Regions from separate parts of the Homo sapiens genome. Here region 2 is linked to region 1. Evidence: read pairs that join two places in POLR2A ChIA-PET (ENCODE). Cell type or tissue: Panc1. All regions are shown on one strand.

Region 1 (8,000 bases):
GGCAGCATTTGCATTTCAATGGGTACCCAAAATCATGCCTCAAAACTAGACCAATGTCCCCAAAGAAGCTACAGGCTAGTAGGAGACATGGTTAGGGGCATGTGAGTGCCTGCCCCTCCTCCTGAGACCCTTCAAATCACACCCAGGTCCTTCCCAAGCTACAAGAAATGATCCCCTGAAGGACATTCTGGGCATAGGATTCTGAGAGTGTCCACAGCTGTGGTAGAGGGAGGTTATTCCAGGACACACACAGACATAAACCAACAAAGCAGAGGTTTGCATCCCTGAAGATGCTAAGGAGTCTAATGAAACTGATTCCTGAGTTGCTCCCCTGAACAACTGAGCCAATCAGAATCCTTGAAAGGGACACATTCATTTCCCCAGACATTCACCATTCTGCAGTGGTCACCTCCACCCCCTCCCCACAGCTCTCTCTGGCTTACAAGTCCTGAGAGTCCCTACAGATACCTGGACTCTTCCCAGGGGGCTGCTGATGGGGATGGGGGCACTGAGCACTGGCCAGGGAAGGAGTTCTTGGGGTTCAGCAGGACTCCTTTTGCCAAAGATGGTAAACGAGAGATGGGCCCCAGGGCCAATTCCAGGCTGCCCAAGTATGGGGATCTTACCATTTTGCACAGCAGCTACAGCAAGCTCCCACCCGCTCCATCCCTGGCGCCTGGTAGATCTGTCTTCATGAGTCCAGGTTCTCAAATTGACACATCTCATCTTTAAAAGGACCAAGAGAGAGTAAACCTCCCAGTCGCTTCCTGGATCTCAGTGACAGATTTTTCTGATTCACCTCATTACCTCCTCCTACAGGGGCCCATTCATTTCCACCTCATTTTCTTCCCGGTTCTCATGCCTGCCCCATCCTGGCACATCCTGACAGGAGGGACTCTATCCTCACTCAGCGTTCACCCTTAGAGACACAACCCCACACGCTCTGCCTTTCTCTCTGGATTAACACGGTTTCTCTCTTCTGCCCCCATCCTGCAGATCAAAGTCCCTGGAAATCTTTGAAACCAGCATCTCAGGAAGAAACAAATCACAGGGCACTGGTGTTAAGAGAATGCTGACTGTCTGGTTTTGATGGGGTGGTAATGTGGGGCAGGACCACTCATTCTGGCCTGGAACCCCCTTCCTGCCTCACTGTATTCCAAGTGTTAGCGGCCTCTGCAAAGATCTTAAACCCTATTGTTCATACCTCTGAATCTCCTACAGCGTCTAGCAGAGCTGCAGTACAAAGTACACACTCAATAAATATTTGATGAATGGAATCCCTAGTAAAGCTCAAGCTATTCATCACATGCTGCCTAGGATCATTAGTATATTTCAAAATTGCAGAATCTTGAAGTCAGACGGGACCATGTGGGCCATCAGTTCACCCCTACCCAGCACAGAAACACAACGCTGCAGAATTTCTGACAGGCTAACTTCCAGCCCAGGCTCCTCGACCATCTCCATAACTAGGAATGCCTAAGGAAGCCCAGCTCCCCCTCATAGTTGAGACCTCTGTTTATGAGAAAATCCTGTCTTCTATTTACGGGGAATCTGCCCTACCTCTGCATCCCACACCTGCTCCACACAATGACCAGAGAACTGTTTGCAGGGCTTGTGTTTTCTGGGAGAGTATAAGCTCCCTGAGGTGCCCCAAACTCAGTGCCCTAAGTGCCCAGGCAAACTGGCTTGCAGGTCCGTTTGCTGATTGAAAGGGATAGCAAATTCCCTCTAGACCACTATCTTCCCCTCCCCGGGGAAATGAGCCAGTAGGAAAGGAAGCCAAGCCCCACAGCTCTGCTCATACTTGTCCCAACTCCAACAGCCAGGTGTCCACCCTTTCATATCTTCCCATCACCAAGACAGCAACTTAAAACAGAAAACAAAAGAAAGCCTTCTAAAGTTGTTGGCCCCCTTCCTGACCCCCACCCCATCCCACACCATGGAAGTGTTGATAACACTCTCTCCCCAGAGCACACACTTGCAGAGCACAAGGATGAGCTTCCCCAGGATGAGAAAAACAAAACCCCACTCCCTCTGGCCTCTGCTCAGTGTTCAGGACACAGTTAACTAATCCAGAAGGTTGGATGACCTTGTCTGAAACCTAGTGTAGGTTTCAGACAAAGTCTTCCAAAGCATAGCTAATTTTTTTGTCCTTCTAGGGCTTTCAAGGAACAAGACACTGACAATGAACCAAAGCCTGGCTGGCAGTTTTCTAGGTATTCGGGTATTAAGTGAATGGAGATGCAAAGATACACTATGCAAAAGAATAGTCATACCACAAACTTCTCTTCGTTCATAACTAAGCATCTTTGGTACTGGATCACATGCCTAGAAAGGACAAAAGCACTTCCTTGCCTGTGTTCTTGGGGCTTGCATTTGGCCCTAAGCCTAGGCTACAAAAAAGGTGGGGAAATATTGGAGAGCAGTATTCATGAGTATTTAGTTTTAAAGAGCTCCCATTTCCACTACTTCATCTCAACCCTTATCGCAACCCTACTTGGTTCCTTTTACCCACTAACTTTAAAACTCAGCCTTTCCCTTTAAAACTCAGGGAAAAAAGCCCTATGCAAATGTAAAGTATTACAGAACATAAGAGCAGATTCACAGGTAGAAGGTCCTCAGGAAATGGTAGATACATTTTCCTTACCTGAGGCATAATTCTACCCTGGAGTTTTTCTTTTTTTTTTTCCCCCTGGAGAAAAGGGAAGATAAAAGCTGACTTTGTTGGACAGAAAAGAAACAGAAGATGGATACATTAAAAATGTAAGTGCTTACAATTTGCAGCATACATGAAACTCTGCCCACTTCACTTAAATATGTCCACCAAAACCTCAGCCCCCTCCAGCCTCTGGCAAGGGAGTCCTAGCTGGGGTTCTGGGAGATGGCAGCAGAACCTTGGTGAGATGGCCTTGGGCTTGACTTTGCAGAGCTAAAAAGGAAAGACGTTCAAACAATGAAAAGTCCTCCCACCGGATTCCACCTTCTGTTGGCCACTTCCTTCCTTCCCTCCTTTTTCCTTCCCTTCCTGCGGGAGCTACTCTGCCCCACCTTCCTTCCTGGAGAGGAGGACCTACCCTTTCCTCTCTAGGGCTGGTGCCAAAGGGATGAACAATGTGATTGCTGGGGGGGCGGGTAGGGGTGCAGGGAGTCAAGAAGTGGGAAGAAGCAGCCGGTGTTCGAAACAAACCAGAGTAACCAAGCAGAGATGGAGGGAGAGAGATGTTTAGTCCTCAAGGTGCATTTCAGGAGTCTTTGACCAGTTCCCAGAAATTTCCTTCATTTAAGCTTCCAAGCAAAGAGACTGCTAATGGCAGCAACGGCAGTAGAATCCCCAAAGCCTCATCAAGGTGCCCAAATAATGTGACCTCAAGGTGACAGAAAAAAGGATGGCGTCAGTGAGGTAAAAGGGGCACTCAATCTAGGTAGCCATTTGCAATCTCCCTTCTGCTGTCCCACAGCCCAGAGAGAAAAGAAAAAGTGGAAAGGAAACCGTGAAAAGAGGCAGAGACATCAAGAGAGTTTCTGGAAGAGTCTTGAAAAGGGCAAGGACAGAAAGAAGATGCCAATAGGAAGGGGAGAGGACAATACAAAAGGTAATGTGGAGCTGAAAATAGGAGAGGGGAGAGTCGCCCTTCCATCAAATGTAATGATAAAGCTACCAAAGGAGACCAGAGAGTGGCGGAGGGGGAAGGTCAAATGGAGGCGTTCGTGAAGGCAGAGCTTTGGAGAGAGGGCCAAACGTGAGATGGCGAGCACACAAAAAAGGCGCTCCAGGAGGCAGTTGAGGGGGCTGGAACGAAGTGAGAGAGAAGAAGGAAGAAATCAAAGGGTTCATCGAGGGAAGGGGGCGCCTAGGAAACACGCCCGGGAGGGCCCCGCTTTGTCTGGCGTGGGCGGCGGCGGGGGCAGCACGTGCAGCCGGGAGCGCGCTGAGCCGCCAGGCTCCGAGCCGAAGAGCGCCGAGAGGAGACACGACGCGCGGGGGCGGCCCCAGCCCCTCAGACCAGCGAGACCTCTCGCCGGCGGGCCCAGCGCTGCAGAAGGGGCGCATTGTTATGTCCCAGGTCGCAGCAGATTGCCGCTGTCCTGCAATACTCTCGCATCCTGGCACCGCGCCACTGGCACGGCCCGGGGGCTGGAAATAACTGCGCCGTTCCCATGACGACGAGGAAGCTCCCCCCGCCCCCGCCCCGCCCCGCCCCGCCCGCTGAGCTCCGCCCACCGGTACCCGCCGCGGCCGCCTCCCCACAACGGAGCTCCCCCGGTCACCCTGGCAACGGCGGCCGCGGCGCGCGGGAGGTGACTCTAAAAGCGGCGGGCCCCGCCCCCGCCCTCCAGCCCGCAGCGCCGCGCCGCGCGCCCAGCCCCCGCCTGGGCCTGCTCTCGGGCGGGACCTCACTGGGGCAGCCGCGGGCGCCGGCGCAGGAAGCCTCCCTTCCCCCTCGGCCCGCCGGGCCCGGAAAGGCGGGAGCTGGGAGGAAGCTTCGCGGCGGCCGAGGCTGCGGGAGAGGACGAGCGCGCCCCATTTTCTCCGCGGAGCCGCCCCCAGCCCTCCTGACCTCCGCGCCCCTTTAAATCCTCCGCGGGTCTCCCCGCCCTTCCTGCTGGGATGGGAGGAGACCTTAGCGGACGGTGCTCTGCCTGTGCGGCCAGATGAAAGGGGGACTGGGAAAATGAAGCCAGCTCTTGCCGGTGGGCTGGGGGCGGCAGGAATCCGGAGCTCTGGCCGCTGGCGGCACTGGGCTTGAGGGAAGCGGCGGCACGGGAGGCGTCCTCGGGAGCCGGGGTCTCACGGTCCAGGGAACGCCCCCGCCGCCGGCTTGCTAGCGAGGCATCCCGTGAACAAAGAGGCCTGCTTCACCCTACTGGGGCGATCGCCCCCCGGAGGGAAGGGTTTCCACCTTGCACGGCACTCGCGCGTTTTGTCTGTTGGTTGTGGTGAGGAGGGTGTATTGCAGATCCAAAAGGAGCCTCTCGGCCTCCCAGGGTGTCTGGGTCAGAATTGAGACGTTCTGGGCGAGGAGGTGTTGGGAGGGGAGTAGGAGGTCGGAAGGAGAGAGGCCGACCCAGTTAGCTCTGTTCACACCGTCCCTCTCTAGGAGCGGAGCCTACACCTGACTTGTTTGGAATGTGAGCTTTTGCAGGGGACAGAGGCCCTGGCACGTAGAAAGTTCTAAACTGTCTGGTGAATTGCTGCAATTAAAACCAGAGCGGCTCCTTCAGTTGTCCTGGGTGGGCAGGGCATCCCAAAGAAACACAGAAAGTATGCAGGGTCCTTTGAAAATAGTGCCCATATCAAACAAAATATTAATACTTCGCATTTGTAAAGTCCTTTCCTCTAAGAATGTTGTCTCGTTCCATATATATTTTCCACTCCATAAAATTCTAGAGCACAAAGAAAGGATTCATATGGGAGCGAATAGAACAAGTAAAGACGGTCAGCTGTGGTCACAGTGGAGGAACTGAAGAGTTTAGACTTCACCAGCTCTTAGAGCCCTGTTTTCTTTGAAGTGGTTACAACCGAGTACTTTGGTGTGGCCTAAAGAGTTTGAAGGTATACAGTTAAAGGACCTGGAAATAAGATTGGGCTGGCCATTGGGGCCTTGCTTTTCTCATCTGTGAGATGATAGTTGTGAAAATGAGATTAGACTGTATGAAATATTCTTCGTAAGCCATAGGATATGTTATACAAATGCTTTAGTTATTGAAACATCTATAAATTGGTATACAAGTCATGATTACTGTAGTTGCAATACGGAGTTGGTGGGGTGCTTCAGATTTGCAAGCTGTAGGAGGTGGGAACAGGACTGAAGGGCTATGTGCTGATGAATCTCCTTCAGCATTGCTGTGGAATGGATATGCTTCCCCAAAATTCATATGTGTTGAAGCTCTAACCCCTAATGTGACTATATCTGGAAATAGGGTCTTTAGGAGCTCGCTCTCTCCTCTGCCATGTGAGGGTACAGCAAGAAGGCGGCCATCTGCAAGCCAGAAACAAAGCCCTCAACAGAACCTGACCATGCTGGCACCCTGATCTCAGATTTCCAGGCTCCGGAACTATGAGAAATACATTTTTTTGCTTAAACCACTCTGTGATATTTTGTTATGGCAGCCAGAGCAGACTAAGACAAATATGTCTTCGCTTGGAGCTAAGCGCCCCTCCTACCACCTCCACCACCTGGCGTTTTGTTCAGCACTTCCACAGTTGTCTCATTTTTAATTTGTAACCGTGTAAGTTGGAATTGGCAAGATTTATTTTAAAATGAAGAAGCTAAGAAACAAAAAGATTAAAAGGCCTGCTGAAAGTCACACAGATTGTGAATGACTGAACTAGAACTAGAGTCTCCCCAGACAACATCTAGTCCCTAGCATCTGCCAGGTTCTGGGCTAGATTCGAGGGATAAGGAGATGAATATGATTTAGAGGTGGAGAGGGTACAGTCTGGTCAAGCAAAGAAACGTGAACAAATCATTACATCAAGTAGAAAAGTCTGCAAGGATTCATTGGCCCAGCAGGTAAATGGGAAGGGTGGCCCAGGCAGGGGAAGACTGGGAAAACATGGCTTTGGGGGAGCCACAAGTGCTGCTGAGGATAGGGTACAGTACAGAGAAGGAAGGGGCAGAGATGTCCCAGATGCCATTGGAGATTCAGCTTTGCTTTCACTTTCCCAAGGACTCATGGCCTCCCTAGGGCCCTGGCCAAAGGGGAGACCTGAACTTAGAGATCAAGGCTAAGAGTCCTTAAGGACCTAATGTGCCTAAGGAAAAGCAATAGTAAACTCTTCCATTAGTTTTATGTTGACCCTTCTATAGAAAATTATCTTTGTTTTTGGACCTAGCTAGGGTCTCCTAAGGGGTTAGTTTATTAAAGCCCTAACCATTTGTAAGTAAGTGATAATGTGCTTTAATTAGAAGATATGAATTGCACACCTATGACTTTTTCTAGCAAGGTCCTACCCCTAATCAATGTTTTCGCAGAATCTCTGTCTCCAGAGGCACAGAGTCATACTTAAATGAATACATGATCATCCCTCACCATAGAAATGCAGATAAGGACCTTAACTAATGAAGGGGCTAATATCTGTCTCCTTTTGGGAACATTTGTACAAGCTCTTACCAGTTATAGTCAGATAGGAGGATTTATTTGTCTACTGTTTTCTTTATGGGTACAATATGCGTATTTGTGTATATCATATATCCTTACTCTGACTTTTATTATTTATTAAATCACAGCACTCAGATGCTCTCTTGGGGAGGGACTGTAGGTTAGGGACAAAATAGGCCCAGTAGGGCCCTTGCACTTAGAGCCCCTCTCCCAGAAACCAGGTTCCAGAAGCTTGCCCACCTCCCAGGGGTACTCATTCTGAGTACCAGGCCAACAGCCAATTTAAGGGCTGGTTCTGGGATTTCAGCATCTCTCTGCCTGGTACCAAATGAAGACTATCATCTCTGCCTCACTGGAGACCTCATTAGGACTTGAACTCTGGTCTTTGTTCCTTCCCAGTAGGTTCTATACAGTGGAGAAGGTGTGGGGAGGAGGGGGGTCAGGTAAGCCCACAACTCCCAGAACAGCAGGAGTCCAACAGCCTCTGAGAACCAGGAAGTGAGTAAACAAGCAATTACCAGAAAGACAGGGAAGAGCCCGGTAACCCGAGAAGTGGTTCAAATTATTTGATTCCACTCCCTGCCTTCCCTCAAGCCCTCCTCCCCACACCTCCCACCCAGCTTCTCAAGGCTAATTTCACCCCCCTCTGCCTACTCTCCAAGCGAAATTCCACCCCAGTGGAAGCCGGGTCCCAGGGATGAGAGGTGGACGTTACATTCTGGCTAGGGTCTTCAGGGCTTGGCCATTGTCAGTATCGCTGCCGTTTGTCTGTATGGCAAGAAGGGGATAGAATCAGATGGTGCTGCCTGCTATCCTTCCTACTCAGTACCCCTCCAGCCTTCCAATCCCTTTGGGGAAGAGGGGAGTTTAGGAAGAAAGAGGTGACTCAGACCTTG
Region 2 (8,000 bases), 230 kb after region 1:
CTAGAACGAACCTAACTTGTATTACCCTTTTTATATATTGTTGAATTCATATGCTAATATTTCATTCAGGATTTTTACAACTGTGTACATGAGACAGATTAGTTTTTATTAAAATGTCATTGTAGGCTTATATATCAAAGTTATGCTGGCTGCAGAGAACAAACTAGAAAGTGTTTCCTTTTATGCTCTTTTTTTTTCTGGAAGAGTTTTGTATAAAATTGGTTAATATTTCTTCCTCAAATATTTGAAAGAATTCCTGGGCCTGGCGTTTTCTTTGTGCAAAGTATTTTAACATGAATTTAATTTCTTTAATACAGATTTTCTATTTCTTCTTTATTGGTTTTGGCACACTGCTTTTTCAGTAATTTGTCCATTCATCTAAATTTTTAAATTTATTGATATAAAGTTGCTCATAAGATAGTCTTACTCTTTAAATAAATGTCTTTAGGTTTTTTGATATTCATAATTTGTACTTCCTTTTCTTTTTTGCTTTATCAGTCTTAAGTACTTTATCAACAGTATTTGGCATTTTAAGGAAATTAAGTTTGGCTTTATCATTAATAATTTTCTGTATTGTGTGTTTGTTTTCTGTTCCATTAATTTACGTTCTTTATATTTACTTCTACTTTCTTTTGGGATTTGCTGTTTTTTAAATCTTTCTTATTTCCTGAGCTATATACTTTTCTGATATATACATGTAAAGTTACACATTTCCTTGTAAGCATGGCCCTAGCTGCATTTTACATTTTTCTCTTTTATCACATTTTCAATTACATTCTGTTCAAAAAAAAATTTTTTTTTTTTTTTTTTTTGAGACGGAGTCTTGCTCTGTCACCCAGGCTGGAGTGCAGTGGCATGATCTTGACTCACTGCAACCTCTGCCTCCCAGGCTCAAGTGACCCTTACACCTCAGCCTCCTGAGTACCTGGGACTACAGGCGCGCACCACCATGCCCAGCTAATTTTTGTATTTTTTGTAGAGATGTGTTTTGCCATGTTGCCCAGGCCAGTGTCAAACCCCTGAGTTCAAGTGATCTGCCCACTTTGGCCTTCCAAAATGCTGGGATTACAGGCATAAACCATCATGCCTGGCTACTCAAAATATTTTAAAATTTGCATTACAATTTTGACCTGGGGTTATCAGACATGTACTGCTTAATTTCTAAACATTTGGGACTTTTGAGTTATCTTTTTGTGATTATAATCCCTGCAATTTGTTGAGACTTCCTTTATGGCACAGTGTAAGGTTAATTTTGGTAAATGTTCTACATGTATTTAAAAGAATATGTATTTAGTAGTTGGATGCAGTTCTCTACGTATGTCATTCAGGTTTAATTAATTAACTGACCCGTTATTTATCTATCACTGAAGGAAATATGTTAAAATCTGAAATTGTAAATTTACTTGTAGCAACGCCAGCTTTTGCTTTACAAAATTTTAAGGCATTTTATTAGGTGCATACAAATTTTAATTGGCAGTCACAAGTGAATTTCAAAGTCTACAGATTTGGCAAATTTCTATAGTGCAAAGGTAGTGTTAGTGCTCTGTTTATCTTGGGGCTCCTGTTTTCATTTAGATTTTGGATTATCTTGTCTGATTTTTTTTTAGAATATTTAAACACTTTTTTTTTTGAGACGGAGTTTTGCTCTTGTTGCCCAGGTTGGAGTGCAACAGTGCAGTCTTGGCTCACTGCAACCTCTGCCTCCTGGATTCAAGCGATTCTCCTGCCTCAGCCTCCCGAGTAGCTGGGATTACAGGTGCCCACCACCATGCCCAGCTAATTTTTGTATTTTTAGCAGAGACAGCGTTTCACCATGTTGGCCAGGTTGGTCTTGAACTCCTGACCTCAGGTGATCCACCGGCCTCGGCCTCCCAAAGTGTTGGGATTACAGGAGTGAGCCAGTGCACCTGGCCAGATTTAAACACATTTTATCTAGCATTTTTATTGTTTTCAGTGAGAAGGCTGGGCTGAATAACTCAGACTGCCAAATTGCAAAAAATGATTGATTTCTGTTTTAAGCCATTTTACCTCCCAATTTCCACTTATCCTTTCAATGGAACCCCGTTCTAAAGAAGCTTTTAAGTCATCATCAATGGTTATTTTAACTTTGTAAGAATTAACCTCTGGGCCGGGCACAGTAGCTCACGCCTGTAATCCCAGCACTTTGGGAGGCCGAGGTGGGTGGATCAACTGAGGTCAAGAGTTCGAGATCAGCCTGGCCAACATGGTTTTCCAATTCTAAGGCTGAGGAGAAATTTGAGAAAAGTTGGAAAATTAAAGGTTTTCAAGTACAAGTTATAATAAATTCTAATTTGTAAGTATTGGGTGTCTTTTAGGTTAAAAAGAATCTTTAATAAACTTTTCAGTAGTTTGCTTACCGGAAAACCTCAAGTGGGGCAAAGACAGTAGCAATGATGTCCCCAGAATGAGGCAACAAAGTTGTAGAGGTAATCGAGATTTGGATAGTCCAAGCAAAGCGCAGAATCACATCCTCTATTATGGCACAGTAGTAGTAGGCCTGAGAAATAATAAAGAAATTGAGTATGTTTTCTATCACATTTCTCATAAATAGGCATACCAATGAGCATATGTCCTACAAACAAGACTCACACATGTCCTACGAATAAGCACAGGCTCAAGAGGAAAGTTGTACTTTATTTTGCAGGGAAGTACACATTATATTTTAGAATGATTTCTACCAATTTAGTTTTTTCTTAAATGGTATAATATCCAGTATGAAGTATTACTGAATTTGAGTAATCATTAACAAATATATTTCACTGCCATACTGTATACCAGGCTTTCTTCTAGGGCCCAGAAATATAAGCTGGTTAAGATCCTTGATTGATTGAGATTACATTCTAACAGGTACAGTAGACTTAATAGCTAATATCAGAAAAGATTAGCAGATTTATTCACTGTGTTATTTGTACTTTTATTCTCCATTTGCCTTACCCTGTATTTGAAGAAAGTTTTGCCTTGCTTTTTGATGTGAATGAAATTAAGCTTGGATTTCACAACCGTGGTTGAATTTAAGAAATGTTCTATTTTTACATGGGGAAGACGGTGCTCAAGTAATACTTGCAGGTACTAGCACCCAGGATTTAGGAGTCCAGTCCAGTTTTAGCTACACAAAAGTCTTAAGTACACAAATTGCCAATAGAGCAGAACTATATAATTCATAGATTTGCTCATTATTAATCTCAAGGAAATCAGCTCTTTAAATATATGTATTTAATGAATGTGAAATTTTTGGGAAGGGGAACTACTATGTATTAAGCCATAATATTTATTTTACTTAAAAAATTTTTAAACAAAGTAATACTAGTCATTGTGAGAATGCTATTCTAAAAAAAAAAAAAGTCCCCTGGCCACCTTCTCTTTCCATCCCTAGAGACCGAACATTTTCAAAATTTGTAGCTACTTCTTCTACTTAGCCTCCATGTATTAAACTAATATGTGTAATAAGAATAATCCGGGGGAGGAGCCAAGATGGCCGAATAGGAACAGCTCCGGTCTACAGCTCCCAGCGTGAGCGACGCAGAAGACGGGTGATTTCTGCATTTCCATCTGAGGTACCGGGTTCATCTCACTAGGGAGTGCCAGACAGTGGGCGCAGGCCAGTGTGTGTGCGCACCGTGCGCGAGCCGAAGCAGGGCGAGGCATTGCCTCACCTGGGAAGCGCAAGGGGTCAGGGAGTTCCCTTTCCGAGTCAAAGAAAGGGGTGACGGACGCACCTGGAAAATCGGGTCACTCCCACCCGAATATTGCGCTTTTCAGACCGGCTTAAGAAACGGCGCACCACGAGACTATATCCCACACCTGGCTCAGAGGGTCCTACGCCCACGGAATCTCGCTGATTGCTAGCACAGCAGTCTGAGATCAAACGGCAAGGCGGCAACGAGGCTGGGGGAGGGGCGCCCGCCATTGCCCAGGCTTGCTTAGGCAAACAAAGCAGCTGGGAAGCTCGAACTGGGTGGAGCCCACCACAGCTCAAGGAGGCCTGCCTGCCTCTGTAGGCTCCACCTCTGGGGGCAGGGCACAGACAAACAAAAAGACAGCAGTAACCTCTGCAGACTTAAGTGTCCCTGTCTGACAGCTTTGAAGAGAGCAGTGGTTCTCCCAGCACGCAGCTGGAGATCTGAGAACGGGCAGACTGCCTCCTCAAGTGGGTCCCTGACCCCTGACCCCCGAGCAGCCTAACTGGGAGGCACCCCCCAGCAGGGGCACACTGACACCTCACACAGCAGGGTATTCCAACAGACCTGCAGCTGAGGGTCCTGTCTGTTAGAAGGAAAACTAACAACCAGAAAGGACATCTACACCGAAAACCCATCTGTACATCACCATCATCAAAGACCAAAAGTAGATAAAACCACAAAGATGGGGAAAAAACAGAACAGAAAAACTGGAAACTCTAAAACGCAGAGCGCCTCTCCTCCTCCAAAGGAACGCAGTTCCTCACCAGCAACAGAACAAAGCTGGATGGAGAATGATTTTGACGAGCTGAGAGAAGAAGGCTTCAGACGATCAAATTACTCTGAGCTACGGGAGGACATTCAAACCAAAGGCAAAGAAGTTGAAAACTTTGAAAAAAATTTAGAAGAATGTATAACTAGAATAACCAATACAGAGAAGTGCTTAAAGGAGCTGATGGAGCTGAAAACCAAGGCTCGAGAACTACGTGAAGAATGCAGAAGCCTCAGGAGCCGATGTGATCAACTGGAAGAAAGGGTATCAGCGATGGAAGATGAAATGAATGAAATGAAGCGAGAAGGGAAGTTTAGAGAAAAAAGAATAAAAAGAAATGAGCAAAGCCTCCAAGAAATATGGGACTATGTGAAAAGACCAAATCTACGTCTGATTGGTGTACCTGAAAGTGATGTGGAGAATGGAACCAAGTTGGAAAACACTCTGCAGGATATTATCCAGGAGAACTTCCCCAATCTAGCAAGGCAGGCCAACGTTCAGATTCAGGAAATACAGAGAACGCCACAAAGATACTCCTCGAGAAGAGCAACTCCAAGACACATAATTGTCAGATTCACCAAAGTTGAAATGAAGGAAAAAATGTTAAGGGCAGCCAGAGAGAAAGGTCGGGTTACCCTCAAAGGAAAGCCCATCAGACTAACAGCGGATCTCTCGGCAGAAACCCTACAAGCCAGAAGAGAGTGGGGGCCAATATTCAACATTCTTAAAGAAAAGAATTTTCAACCCAGAATTTCATATCCAGCCAAACTAAGCTTCATAAGTGAAGGAGAAATAAAATACTTTATAGACAAGCAAATGCTGAGAGATTTTGTCACCACCAGGCCTGCCCTAAAAGAGCTCCTGAAGGAAGCGCTAAACATGGAAAGGAACAACCGGTACCAGCCGCTGCAAAATCATGCCAAAATGTAAAGACCATCGAGACTAGGAAGAAACTGCATCAACTAATGAGCAAAATCACCAGCTAACATCATAATGACAGGATCAAATTCACACATAACAATATTAACTTTAAATGTAAATGGACTAAATTCTGCAATTAAAAGACACAGACTGGCAAGTTGGATAAAGAGTCAAGACCCATCAGTGTGCTGTATTCAGGAAACCCATCTCACGTGCAGAGACACACATAGGCTCAAAATAAAAGGATGGAGGAAGATCTACCAAGCCAATGGAAAACAAAAAAAGGCAGGGGTTGCAATCCTAGTCTCTGATAAAACAGACTTTAAACCAACAAAGATCAAAAGAGACAAAGAAGGCCATTACATAATGGTAAAGGGATCAATTCAACAAGAAGAGCTAACTATCCTAAATATTTATGCACCCAATACAGGAGCACCCAGATTCATAAAGCAAGTCCTCAGTGACCTACAAAGAGACTTAGACTCCCACACATTAATAATGGGAGACTTTAACACCCCACTGTCAACATTAGACAGATCAACGAGACAGAAAGTCAACAAGGATACCCAGGAATTGAACTCAGCTCTGCACCAAGCAGACCTAATAGACATCTACAGAACTCTCCACCCCAAATCAACAGAGTATACATTTTTTTCAGCACCACACCACACCTATTCCAAAATTGACCACATAGTTGGAAGTAAAGCTCTCCTCAGCAAATGTAAAAGAACAGAAATTATAACAAACTATCTCTCAGACCACAGTGCAATCAAACTAGAACTCAGGATTAAGAATCTCACTCAAAGCCGCTCAACTCCATGGAAACTGAACAACCTGCTCCTGAATGACTACTGGGTACATAACGAAATGAAGGCAGAAATAAAGATGTTCTTTGAAACCAACGAGAACAAAGACACCACATACCAGAATCTCTGGGACGCATTCAAAGCAGCGTGTAGAGGGAAATTTATAGCACTAAATGCCTACAAGAGAAAGCAGGAAAGATCCAAAATTGACACCCTAACATCACAATTAAAAGAACTAGAAAAGCAAGAGCAAACACATTCAAAAGCTAGCAGAAGGCAAGAAATAACTAAAATCAGAGCAGAACTGAAGGAAATAGAGACACAAAAAACCCTTCAAAAAATCAATGAATCCAGGAGCTGGTTTTTTGAAAGGATCAACAAAATTGATAGACCGCTAGCAAGACTAATAAAGAAAAAAAGAGAGAAGAATCAAATAGACACAATAAAAAATGATAAAGGGGATATCACCACCGATCCCACAGAAATACAAACTACCATCAGAGAATACTACAAACACCTCTACGCAAATAAACTAGAAAATCTAGAAGAAATGGATACATTCCTCGACACATACTCTCTCCCAAGACTAAACCAGGAAGAAGTTGAATCTCTGAATAGACCAATAACAGGCTCTGAAATTGTGGCAATAATCAATAGTTTACCAACCAAAAAGAGTCCAGGACCAGATGGATTCACAGCCGAATTCTACCAGAGGTACAAGGAGGAGCTGGTACCATTCCTTCTGAAACTATTCCAATCAATAGAAAAAGAGGGAATCCTCCCTAACTCATTTTATGAGGCCAGCATCATTCTGATACCAAAGCCGGGCAGAGACACAACCAAAAAAGAGAATTTTAGACCAATATCCTTGATGAACATTGATGCAAAAATCCTCAATAAAATACTGGCCAACCGAATCCAGCAGCACATCAAAAAGCTTATCCACCATGATCAAGTGGGCTTCATCCCTGGGATGCAAGGCTGGTTCAATATACGCAAATCAATAAATGTAATCCAGCATATAAACAGAGCCAAAGACAAAAACCACATGATTATCTCAATAGATGCAGAAAAAGCCTTTGACAAAATTCAACAACCCTTCATGCTAAAAACTCTCAATAAATTAGGTATTGATGGGACGTATTTCAAAATAATAAGAGCTATCTATGACAAACCCACAGCCAATATCATACTGAATGGGCAAAAACTGGAAGCATTCCCTTTGAAAACTGGCACAAGACAGGGATGCCCTCTCTCACCGCTCCTATTCAACATAGTGTTGGAAGTTCTGGCCAGGGCAATCAGGCAGGAGAAGGAAATAAAGGGTATTCAATTAGGAAAAGAGGAAGTCAAATTGTCCCTGTTTGCAGACGACATGATTGTTTATCTAGAAAACCCCATCGTCTCAGCCCAAAATCTCCTTAAGCTGATAAGCAACTTCAGCAAAGTCTCAGGATACAAAATCAATGTGCAAAAATCACAAGCATTCTTACACACCAACAACAGACAAACAGAGAGCCAAATCATGAGTGAACTCCCATTCACAATTGCTTCAAAGAGAATAAAATACCTAGGAATCCAACTTACAAGGGATGTGAAGGACATCTTCAAGGAGAACTACAAACCACTGCTCAAGGAAATAAAAGAGGACACAAACAAATGGAAGAACATTCCATGCTCATGGGTAGGAAGAATCAATATCGTGAAAATGGCCATACTGCCCAAGGTAATTTACAGATTCAATGCCATCCCCATCAAGCTACCAATGACTTTCTTCACAGAATTGGAAAAAACTACTTTAAA

What was found. ChIA-PET counts read pairs that join two places held together with the same protein. Peaks named below come from ENCODE experiments on the same cell type or tissue, not always from the same donor. Only the 100,000 strongest peaks of a DNase experiment are listed, where the experiment ranks them.
Region 2: POLR2A ChIA-PET joins it to region 1 with 13 read pairs; 5 of 35 experiments call an interaction of 5 or more read pairs at or near these places.

What each region holds. Positions count from the first base shown.
Region 1 is chr1:181,101,702-181,109,701 of GRCh38, reverse strand. No RefSeq gene overlaps it. Among named protein-coding and RNA genes, the nearest start is that of IER5, 17 kb to the right of the region's middle. RefSeq lists silencers at 3,883-3,932, 4,193-4,682, 4,703-4,762 and an enhancer at 3,455-4,349. In Panc1, no CTCF peak of the experiment used is centred here; no DNase peak of the experiment used is centred here; H3K4me3 peaks cover 3,149 bases; H3K27ac peaks cover 7,030 bases.
Region 2 is chr1:180,868,321-180,876,320 of GRCh38, reverse strand. It overlaps XPR1 (xenotropic and polytropic retrovirus receptor 1), which reads right to left. Exons shown (of 15, transcript NM_004736.4): 13 at 2,379-2,518. It overlaps LOC124904464 (a long non-coding RNA gene), which reads left to right and starts at 3,437. Exons shown (of 2, transcript XR_007066760.1): 1 at 3,437-3,575. In Panc1, no CTCF peak of the experiment used is centred here; no DNase peak of the experiment used is centred here.